Regions from separate parts of the Mus musculus genome. Here region 1 is linked to region 2. Evidence: chromatin loops called from intact Hi-C (ENCODE). Cell type or tissue: left cerebral cortex. All regions are shown on one strand.

The links. Hi-C counts contacts between places; a loop is a spot of excess contacts. Peaks named below come from ENCODE experiments on the same cell type or tissue, not always from the same donor. Only the 100,000 strongest peaks of a DNase experiment are listed, where the experiment ranks them.
Region 1: it touches region 2 in a loop (3-fold over the local background); 15 of 42 quality-filtered maps call a loop at or near these places.

What each region holds. Positions count from the first base shown.
Region 1 is chr13:43,299,841-43,304,840 of GRCm38, reverse strand. It overlaps Gfod1 (glucose-fructose oxidoreductase domain containing 1), which reads left to right and starts at 669. Exons shown (of 2, transcript NM_001033399.4): 1 at 669-1,596. The coding sequence starts at 1,344. It also overlaps a transcript of Gm52047 not described here. In left cerebral cortex, CTCF peaks have their summits at 355 and 554; DNase peaks (open chromatin) are centred at 1,632, 1,642, 1,895, 2,378 and 4 more places; H3K4me3 peaks cover 5,000 bases; H3K27ac peaks cover 4,563 bases.
Region 2 is chr13:43,180,818-43,185,817 of GRCm38, reverse strand. All of the region lies in intron 3 of Gm40929 (a long non-coding RNA gene), which reads right to left. Among named protein-coding and RNA genes, the nearest start is that of Gm40929, 11 kb to the right of the region's middle. In left cerebral cortex, a CTCF peak has its summit at 2,716 (motif pointing left); DNase peaks (open chromatin) are centred at 2,754 and 2,998; H3K4me3 peaks cover 768 bases; H3K27ac peaks cover 865 bases.

The DNA.
Region 1 (5,000 bases), 120 kb before region 2:
CAGGAGTGGAGTTGGTTTGGGATTGGAGCTGGCACACTTGCGAGTCAGAACTCTAGGGGTTCAGCGCCGAGATGCTGGTGTCTGCCTTCCGATCCTGGCACTGTTGTTCATGTGTGTCACCTTGAGCAAGTCCCTTAACCTCCTCAGAGCTCACTTTCTCATCAATGAAACGAGTTTCCAATAACCTCAGGGTTAAGTGCCTGGACAGCTTCCTAGAGCAGTGGCGAGCACAGAAAAATATCCGGGAGAGGAGACTGTGAACCACGCTGCTCACACTTCGTGGGGTCCTCCGGCCTCCCCGGGGTCTTAGCATCCGCCAATCTTTTCCAAGGAACCCAGTCCTAGCCTATTAAGGGCGCGCCCTGCTTTGATAGATTTATTTGCTTGCTTGGGCGGAGCTTGGAGCACAACGAGGAGGAGGCGGCCGCGGAGGCGGAGAGCGCAGAGAAAGGGAAGCCACCCGGGGGCAGCAGGCGAGACAGGCGGGGCCGGGGAGGAGTCAAAGCGGGTTCCAGGGGCCGGGCGCTGAGCGCAACGAGTGCCTTGGGCGGCGGAGACAAGGGCGGGGGCGACGCTTGGCGGCCAATGGAGCACGGCGCTACCGCAAGGGCGGTGCAGGAACCCCGGCCGCTGACAGTCAAAGTCGCCAACTCCGCCCTCGTACCCGCGGGATCCCGGAGCCGGAGCCCGAGCCCGAGCGGGGCCGAGGCCGCCCAAGGCGCGCTGCGAGCGAGCGAATATGGCAGCAGAATGAGGAGCCTGGCGCCGGGTGGTGTCCGCCGCTGCGGTGCTGCTGCTCGGGATCGGCGCCTGGTACACTACGAGCCTCATCCTTAGTCGGCCTCCGGGTGGCCTCTGGGTTCCATTCGTTACCAAGGACTTGGGGAAAAAGAAGATCCGCAGCCCACAGAGGGTGGTGAAGCGGGAGCGCCATCCGGGAGAGAGATTCTGCCGGGATGAGCCGGCCATGGGGCGGCCTCCGCGGGGCGCACGGAGCCGGCCGGCGCTGCGGCGGGAGCGCTGCCTGAGCCCGGGCTCCACGGGGCTTCGGGGCCTCGTGCGTCCTGGCGGAGTCCCTGCCGCTGTCTCCGGGAAGGACACGAGCCCCGAGTGGCGGGCACTGCAGCAGTCACCGCGCTGAGGCTCCCGGAGCCTGCAGGGTCTGTGGTTCGGTGCGCTGTCACGCCACCGCACTCGGGCGCCTTGCCCGGGGCTCGGCGGCTAGCGCAGCGCAGCGAGGTCGGTCGAGGAGCCGGGGACTGCGGGACCGGCCGGAGAGGCGTGTGCGCCGGTGTTCGACTGGAGATCCCGGCAGCAGCAGAACCGGGCGGACCTGAGCAGCCATGCTTCCCGGGGTGGGCGTGTTCGGCACCAGCCTCACAGCCCGAGTCATCATCCCGCTGCTGAAAGATGAGGGCTTCGCGGTGAAGGCGCTGTGGGGCCGCACGCAGGAAGAAGCCGAGGAGCTGGCCAAGGAGATGAGCGTTCCTTTCTACACCAGCCGCATCGACGAGGTGCTCCTGCACCAGGATGTGGACTTGGTGTGCATCAACCTGCCGCCGCCGCTCACTAGGCAGATCGCTGTCAAAACCCTGGGTGAGCGACCCCTCCCCCAGCCCTCTCTTCTTTAGCTCGGCTCTTCGCTTCTCTCCAATTGGACATATCCCAGGAATCCCAAACCCAAGCTTGTTAGTCCCAGCTTTCCCCTTTCCAGTCGGTGGCCTCCCCCACCTCCACGCTTCGCTCCTGATACCAGCTGGAAGCGCATCCCCACGTGTGTGGTGCGGAGGCTAGAATAGGCTTGGATTCTAGGTATAGGAACCGAATGGGTCAGATACAGAAGACCGGTTGCTGTTCCAGGAGGGAAACTCGGTACCCAGCTGTATACGTTAGTTAGTGCTCTGGTGTGTGGGTGCGCGTGCGTCTGGAAAAGGAGAGCGCGTGGCCAGGAACCCTTGAATAAAGGGCCGCACACGTGGTGGCAGGGTTTTTCCTGGGTGTACCTGTTTGTGAGCAGCTGTGGCACCCAGTTTGGATCGTTTTGTTTCCCTCCACAGTAAGTGAGTTTACTGTGAGATTAGAGAACTGACAGCTGGCTGGAATTATCTCTTCTGCTCTGGAAGGAAGCAAGTGAGAGTGGGCGGGTCTATCAGAACACTCTCAGATGTGTCAGAGGTTAGTAAAGATTGTAATTTAACCTTTGGGCACAGTCTCCCAGGAGTGGGTGTCTACTCTAGTTGAGAATTATATACCTTGTATTCTTCCGAGATGAAAATTGTGGTTTCAAAGGCAAGGATGCTTTGTGTGTGTGGAGGGGGCCGGGGTGGGAGGGGGAAGCCAGACGCTGCAGTTTCCTTTGGAAACGTGCGATGGCACCTCCGTATTTTGCCTCGGGAATATTCCAGAGACACATTGTGTTTACAAGCAGGCTGGGGCTTCTTTCTGGGCTCAAACGAGTGTCTTGAGCAAGTCTGTTCATCAGCAGTTCCCTTCCATACCTAAACCAACCACGCTCGGCTATTCCCAGGCGTTTCATACTTACCCTTGGAAGCCAGGGTTACTGAAGTGGAGAAAAAGCTCCTAACAAACTAGGTTGGAGAAATTCTAACGTAGGGGCTACCGGTCTTTTCTTTACTGTATTTAATGTATTAAGCTTCTGGCTTTTGGAGCCTGGCTTCTTTAGTTTTGAACTGAATTCTATTGACTTTTAGCCAATGTTTCTTTTCTGTTTCACTGCTAGTTTATACTAGTTGTTTACACTGGATTTGTTTGTCAAGTAGGCGATTAAAAAGTTAGAGTATAAAACCTATTAGGGCAATTTCTATACCATGGGTTCCTCTTAAGCCCCATCTATGCTAAAGGCTTGGGTCTGGTCCGATTTGAAAGCTTGTTGGAGCATTCTTCTCCCCTCTCCGGTGGCATCTCTATAGGACAGGCCCTTGGAGCAACCCCACAACAGGGGGATACCAATTACAGAGCAAGAATGCTCTGATGGTCTCTGGTACTTACTATCATTGTTGTTTGGGGCGGGGTCTCGTGTATCCTAGGCTGTCCTTCAACTCCCTGCTTAGCTGAGGGCGGCCTTGAACTTCTGATCCTCCTGACTCTACTTCCTGAGTGCTGAGATTCCATCCCTAGTTTATTTGGTTCTGGGGATCAGACCCAGGGCTTCTTGCCTGTTAGGCAACTACTTCACTGATTGAGCCACACTTCCAGCCTTTATCTCATACTTTGGCCGCCGAAGCGTTTAGGGATGTGGACCATTGTTATACTTTTCTGGATACTTCTGTGATGGTGGTGGCGGCAGTGGTGATGATGTTGCCTGTGTGAGGACTTGGGGTGTTGCACCATGGTAGAATACCTGACTGGTAGGCACGGGCATCTGGTTTCAACTCTCAGCACTGGAGAAGAGAATCCATATAAGTTCTTGTTTTGTACTGACAGGGCTGAAGTTAGTTCCTCTTCAGAGCAAAAGCATGGGAGGCTCTGTTAGCTAGGTTTACCAAGTGTGAGAAGGGAACAGCCCTGGGCTTATCCTTTCACCGTGGGCTGTAGGCATTCTTCCTTTCCTTTTGAGTTTGTTTGCCCGAGATTCAAGGCAGTCCGTGATTATGGGAAATGCAGAGGCACTGGACTGAATTTCAAAATGGTTGCACAGGTGTTAAGACTTCACTGCAGACTTAGGAGGCTTCTTTCGATTGTACCTTCGAGGCTGCTCCTGACTGGCTTCTCAGTCACGGTTAAGAGGTTCTGCACACATAACACAGGAAGTGGAAAACCCCAAACAGTTATCAGGCTGGCCTTGGCTGCTGGAGGTTTGCACATATGAGCGTTTGCCTGGGACTGAAGAGAGCCATCCCTTTAATGAGTCCCGGTGAAGTGTCCTCCTTTCTCCACTGTCAGCAAGCCTGACCCATGGCTCAGTCCACGTTGTGACCTGATAAGGAGAAGGCACCAGATAAGTGAAATTGAGCCGGTGGCATTGTACACACCTTCCTTTGATTTCCAGAAACTCCCTTCAGAGTCCTACTGCTACCAGACTTTGGGACAGTCTATATGTATGCTTCAGCAAGCCAGGTTCAACCATAAGCCCATTTAAACAGACACATTAATAGCAGAAAAGGAGACTTATTCAACCTTGAGAAGAGGGACAAACGGGACCCAGTGACCCTCCCAGTCGGTTTTCAAGGTCTTCAAGTGAGACCTTGCAATAGAGGTTTAAATAGAGGCTCAGAATGACGGGTGGCTGAGCGGTTCCTATTCAGGTGCAGGCCGCCCCACATTGTTATGGCTCCACCCTCCTGCCAGGTGGGTTGACAAATTGCAAATCACTTACCTGGAATAAAACCTTTCCTCTGGCTGTCCCAAGCTTTAAGCTTTCTCTTCTCCCAGCATGAGATTCCTGGGGGGCTGGGGGGTGGGAGTGGGGCAGAAGAGGGGGGAGATTCCATTTTCTTGGGGTCCATTGTTTTAATAGTCTGAGAGACCAAGTAAAGGGTGTTTCTTTAGACTGTGTTCATTCTTTTCAGGGCAGTTACACTGCCTCTGTGGCATTTCTGCTGTAGAGATATTTCTGTCACGCACAGTTTGTTTGCCATTTAGGGCTGCCTATAACCGAGAACCTCTTGTGGGCCAGCCAGTGTGGTAGTTGGTTGTGTATAAAGCATTTTAACATGGTGGAGGCAAGTATCCAAGGTAGACATCTGGCTGATTTTCCAGATGAGGGTACCCAGATTTGGAGAGCCGAGTTCCAGCTACCCAGGACCATACAGCTAGAGTCCACCAGCAGCCCTCTCCAGCCCTTTCTTCTGCCACCTCCTAAGCTTTCCTTCCCTTCTGTCAGAGACAGCTCTCTCTCTCTCTCTCTCTCTCTCTCTCTCTCTCTCTCTCTCTCGTGTGTGTCCTGTGTTGCTTTCTATCCCACCCTTGGAATTGGTTCCCCCATATTAATGCCATCTCCTGAATCTTTCTGTCTTTGTTATCCTTTCTGGGACCTGGCT
Region 2 (5,000 bases):
GATTCAGACCAATCAAAGTAATTCTCAGCAAAGGGAAGAGACGTGGAGGCATTACAGTGTCCCTCTTCAAAACAAACTACAAGTCACACTTCAGCCAAAGGGTCAGGGTAGAAACAGCTCCACATGTTTTCAGCCCAGTTTTGTGCCAGTCTGAAGGAGCATACATTAGAGGAGGGGAAATCTCTTCAATTAACTGTGCTGGGGAAACGAGCTACCCACACACAGAAGGAAATAGATGTGCACCTTGTTAGAAAACCGACTCAAGCTGAGCGGTGGTGGTACACGCCTTTAATCCCAGAAAAACAGCAAAAACAAAAGAGCCGAGCAATTTGATTTTAAAAATGGACCAATGACCTGAATGGACATTTGTCAACAGATGATGTGTTTATAAGAAGAAAAGGAGACAGGGGATATGTTTTGGCGCATGCAGAGACATCCCTTCCCCCGGAGGGACCAGCCACAAGGACTGTATAGTATAGAGTTTATGCAGGGCATGGGGAGGGGAGTCAAGAGGGTAGTAGAGACAGAGAAGGGGGCTGGAGTGGGGGTAGGGGGGAGGAATAGAGGAGTAAAGGCCGGCCATGAGCACGAGGAGAGTGGGGGGAGGGGTCAGAGGACAGAGCAGGATCAAGAAGGCAAGAGCAAGAGAGAGCAGAGGGGGCAAGCAGCCCTTTTATAGTGAGTCAGGCACGCCTGGGCCTGACTGTTGCCAGGTAACTGTGGGGCAGAACTTAGACAAAATGCTAACAGACAATATTTTAAAAGGCCAACAGGTAGGTATCTGACAAAATGCTATGTACTGATCATATCCAGGACAACAAAAAACCCACCCTAAGTTATCTCTCTCCACTTAGGATGATCACGGGTGAGGTGAAGGCTTTACAACGTGGTCGTGTAAACTAGTACAGGACCACAGAGAACGGACACTGTGGGCTCTGTAGGAAAGCAGAGCAGAAGTGCCTCTGTGCAGATATCTAAGGCGACGAAATCAGTGCCCTGGCTTTCTACAGTTGTGACAAATGCCTGAGGTGGCAAGCTTATAGAGGTGAGCAGTCCCTGGGGAGACTCGTTCACTGAGGATGTAGAAGAAACAGCTCCACTTAAACCCATGGAAGCAGTACTGGCAATAGATGAGACAGGATGAAGCTAGGAATGCATCACGGTTGGGTTCTACGGATAAAGATACTGTGTAGCATTCACGCATAACAGTATCCTTCAGCCATAAAAAGATCCGGATTCTATCATTTAAGGCAAAGTGGGTAGAACTAGAAGGCATTACATGAAACAAGCCAGGCACCGAAGGAGGAGTGGGGCAGAGACAGAGATGGTTCATGGGTAGAGTGGATGGATAAGCGGGTAACCTCTGATGTCAAATGGCACTGTGTTTGTGTGTGTGTGTGTGTGTGTGTGTGCACGTGCATGTAATTTGAGTATTTCAAAACAGTATTTTTAAAGTTCCAAATACAACGAAATATTAACTATCTGAGATTGTGGCTTTATCTTTACATACTTGTACAATTATGTATTCATTAAAAATAAAAATACTGGGGCTGGAGAGATGGCTCAGCAGTTAAGAGCACTGACTGCTCTTCCAGAGGACTTAGAGTTCAATTCCCAGTACCCACAATATGGCTCTGTCTTATGTCTCTTGTGTTCTATTGCTGTGAAAAGACCCCATGACCCCATAACTCTTATGAAAAGAAAGCATTTAAGTGGGGCTTGCTTACAGTTTTAGAGGTTTAGTCCATTATCTTCACGTGGGGAGCATGGTGGCACACAGGCAAACAGGATAGCTGAGAGTTTGACTTCAAGATCTGCAGACAGCAGGAAGCCATTGGGCCTGGCTTGGGCTTTTGAAACATCCAAGCCCTCTCCCAGTGACACACTTCCTCTAACAAAGCCACACCTTCTTATCCTTCCAAACAGTGCCATTTCCTGGTGACTAAGCATTCAAATAGATGAGCCTACAAGAGCTGTTCTTATTCAAACCACCACAGGCTCTTAATTGTCTGAAATTCTAGTCCCATGGGATCTTTTGTCCTCTTCTGTCCCCTGAGGATAGAGCTCTCTTGTGGTGCTTAGACATATGTGCAGGCAAAACACTCACACACACAAGATAAAAACAACAATAAAATACTGCTCTCCCATGGCAATCTTAAGTGGAACCATCTGCAGGCTTGGACGCATGTTGAAAATTCAGCTTTATGGACTGGTGAGATGGCTCAGTGGTTAAAAGAACTGATTGCTCTTCCGGAGCTCATGAGTTTAAATCCTAGCAACCGCATGGTGGTTCACAACCGTTTGTCATGTGAAGCAAATAAACCTATGGACCAGAGCGGGAGAAAGGGATGGGGGAGGAGGGGAAGGAAAATTCAGTTTTACCTATAACCTAACAGCATAGCCAAGAAAGGCACTGCTGCTGGCGCTGGAGGAGCAGCAGATTTGCCAACACTGTTTTATGGGAGGAGTGGGAGACAGCCTGTGAGTTGAGTTCCCGGACAGCCCGGGCTATACAGGGAAACCCTGTCTCAAACAAGCAACCAACAGACTCACACACAACTTCATAAAGTTCTAGAGATATTTGAGCCGTGGCTGCACAGTTATATGAATTAGTAAATGACACTGAACAATAAACTTAAAAATAATTAAAACGTCCGTTATGCATGTTTTACGGCACTGAAACACAAACGTGAAAGCGTCTCAAGTAGTTGAACCACAGCGCCACCTTCTGGCCTTGGCCAGGGAAGCCAGCCTAACTCTTGGGAATGGATAGTCTCATTTTGTCTCTTCTGCCACCTTTATGAACCCCTCTTACCCTGGAGAGTCTCAAAGCAAAAGGGGCATTTGTAATTCTTTAGGGCAACAAATCCTCCTTATATGGCGGCTGCTAACACAGGTGGAGTACATGAAAGGCTCCCTCTGAGCCTGGCAGAGGTCTGCAGACAGCTCATTAGCACTGACAGCTAGCGACTCCAGGACAGGACTCTTTCCAGCTCCGAATTGCCTTTCATCCCCCACACTGAAAGCTGCAGAATGAGGCCAGGGCTTGTGGAGCCATTCAAGCCTGGTCACAGACGCCGGAGTCTGCAGCAGCCGAGTCTTGTTCCCCTATCTGTGAAGAGCCTCCTTGTGCTTTCTTTAACAGTGATTCAGCATCCTTGACCCAGATAAAGGGTTTACAAAAAGCCCTTTCACAAGTGATGTGTTCAGATAAGTTAAATCCCCTGTGATGCATTGCTCACAGCTCTGTGCAGTTCAGTGGCGCTCCACTGACCCACAGACTCGGGAGCAGGTCAGGATGGAGGGAAGAGAAGGCTGCTTTACAACACAGCACTGAAATCCACTCCCAGGCAGGTTTTCTCAGCCCAGATCCAGAGCGAAGCGCTGCAGGTACTACCCAGGTTACACAGGCCACGGAGTCACACATTTGCCAAGAGGGCTTTAGTGACCTGGACAAGGCATGGCAACACCAGATTTCTACCTGTCTGTCGAGAAGCCACTGAGGCTGCACAGGGTCAGTAGGGTACTGCTGGTGAGATGACTCGCAATCTGCAATCCCCTCCATTGTTTCCATTCCTGGAGTGTTGGCTATGTCTCCACACACCCAGCATCTCAGCATTTCAGGGAAGTATTTTGAGGTTTGTTGTCAAGTGGCTCTGAGCCATTTAGACTTAATGTTCTCTTTCCTGTGTTTTAGCATCTATACTAACAGCCACTTCTGTGGACAATCTCAGCTTATACCAGCGTTACCTGTCCACATATTCATGAGCTATATATTCCATCATCCCCATTAGAGTTTCTTTTCTTTTCCTTGCCCTCCCTCCCAAAAGTCTCATACAGCACAGGCTAGCCTCAAATTCACTATGTAACAAAAGATGACCTTAACCTTCCAATCCTCCTGCCTCTACCTCCCAAGTTGCTGGGATTACAGGCACAGGCCAGCACACTTCGTTTGTGTGGTGCTGGGAACTGAACCTAGAGCTTTGTGCATACCAGGCAGACACTCTATGGACTGAGCAACACCTCTAGTCCTTCTCTAACTTGCCTATCCATGCATCCTTCCTCTGGGCCACTTGGCAGTTCCTGGCCTAAGCAAAGTCCATCTTGGAGAAATGGAAGGCAGTATGGTGAGACCTGGCTGTGACAATCAGAGACTGTGGGCCACCCCATGGCCCACCGTTCCCTTTTGCTGTTCCCTATGCTTTGAGATTAGGTTGCTATCCGACTCCATCCTGCGTCTGCAGCCCCAGCATCTGCCCTGCCAGGTAAGAGACAACATCCGACCCAAGCTCTGCAGAGGTAGAAACTGCTCTGAGCCTCCTGCTGTGTCTTGGAGAGAAAGGTCTTGTTCCAGTTGCCACCTGCCAAGCAGCTGATCCGCAGACCATTTACAGCTGTCTCAGAACTGTTTTCCATAAGATGGGTCAGAGGGTGCAGGCGCATGCTGCCATGCTTCAGGGCCTGAGTTTGATTCCCCAGGATCCACATGGTGGAAGAGAACTGACTCCTGTGCATTGTCCTCTGACTTCTAGCTTCCCGTTGTACTTCTCACCCCCAGCCTGCGTAGCCACACCCTCCCTGCGCAGCCACACCCACCCTGCGCAGCCACACCCACAATCGATGACTGATCTGTACTTGTACATAAAGAACCTTTTTCTTTCTTTCTTTCTTTCTTTCTTTCTTCCTTTCTTTCTTCCTTTCTTTCTTCCTTTCTTCCTTCCTTTCTCTCTCTCTCTCTCTCTCTCTCTCTCTCTCTCTCTCTTTCTTTTTTCTTTTTTGGATATTTTCTTCATTCACATTTTAAACACTATCCCAAAAGTCCCCTATACCCCCCCCCCAACCCCCGACCAGAACCTTTTACTTTCAGTGGTGCAAACACATATAATCCACGCTCAGGAGCCGCCACTACCACCACCACCACCACCACAAAATTGCCTCATTAAAAAACAAATTTCTGGAGCCTGGCAGTGGTGCCGCATGTCTTTAATCTTAGCGTTCTG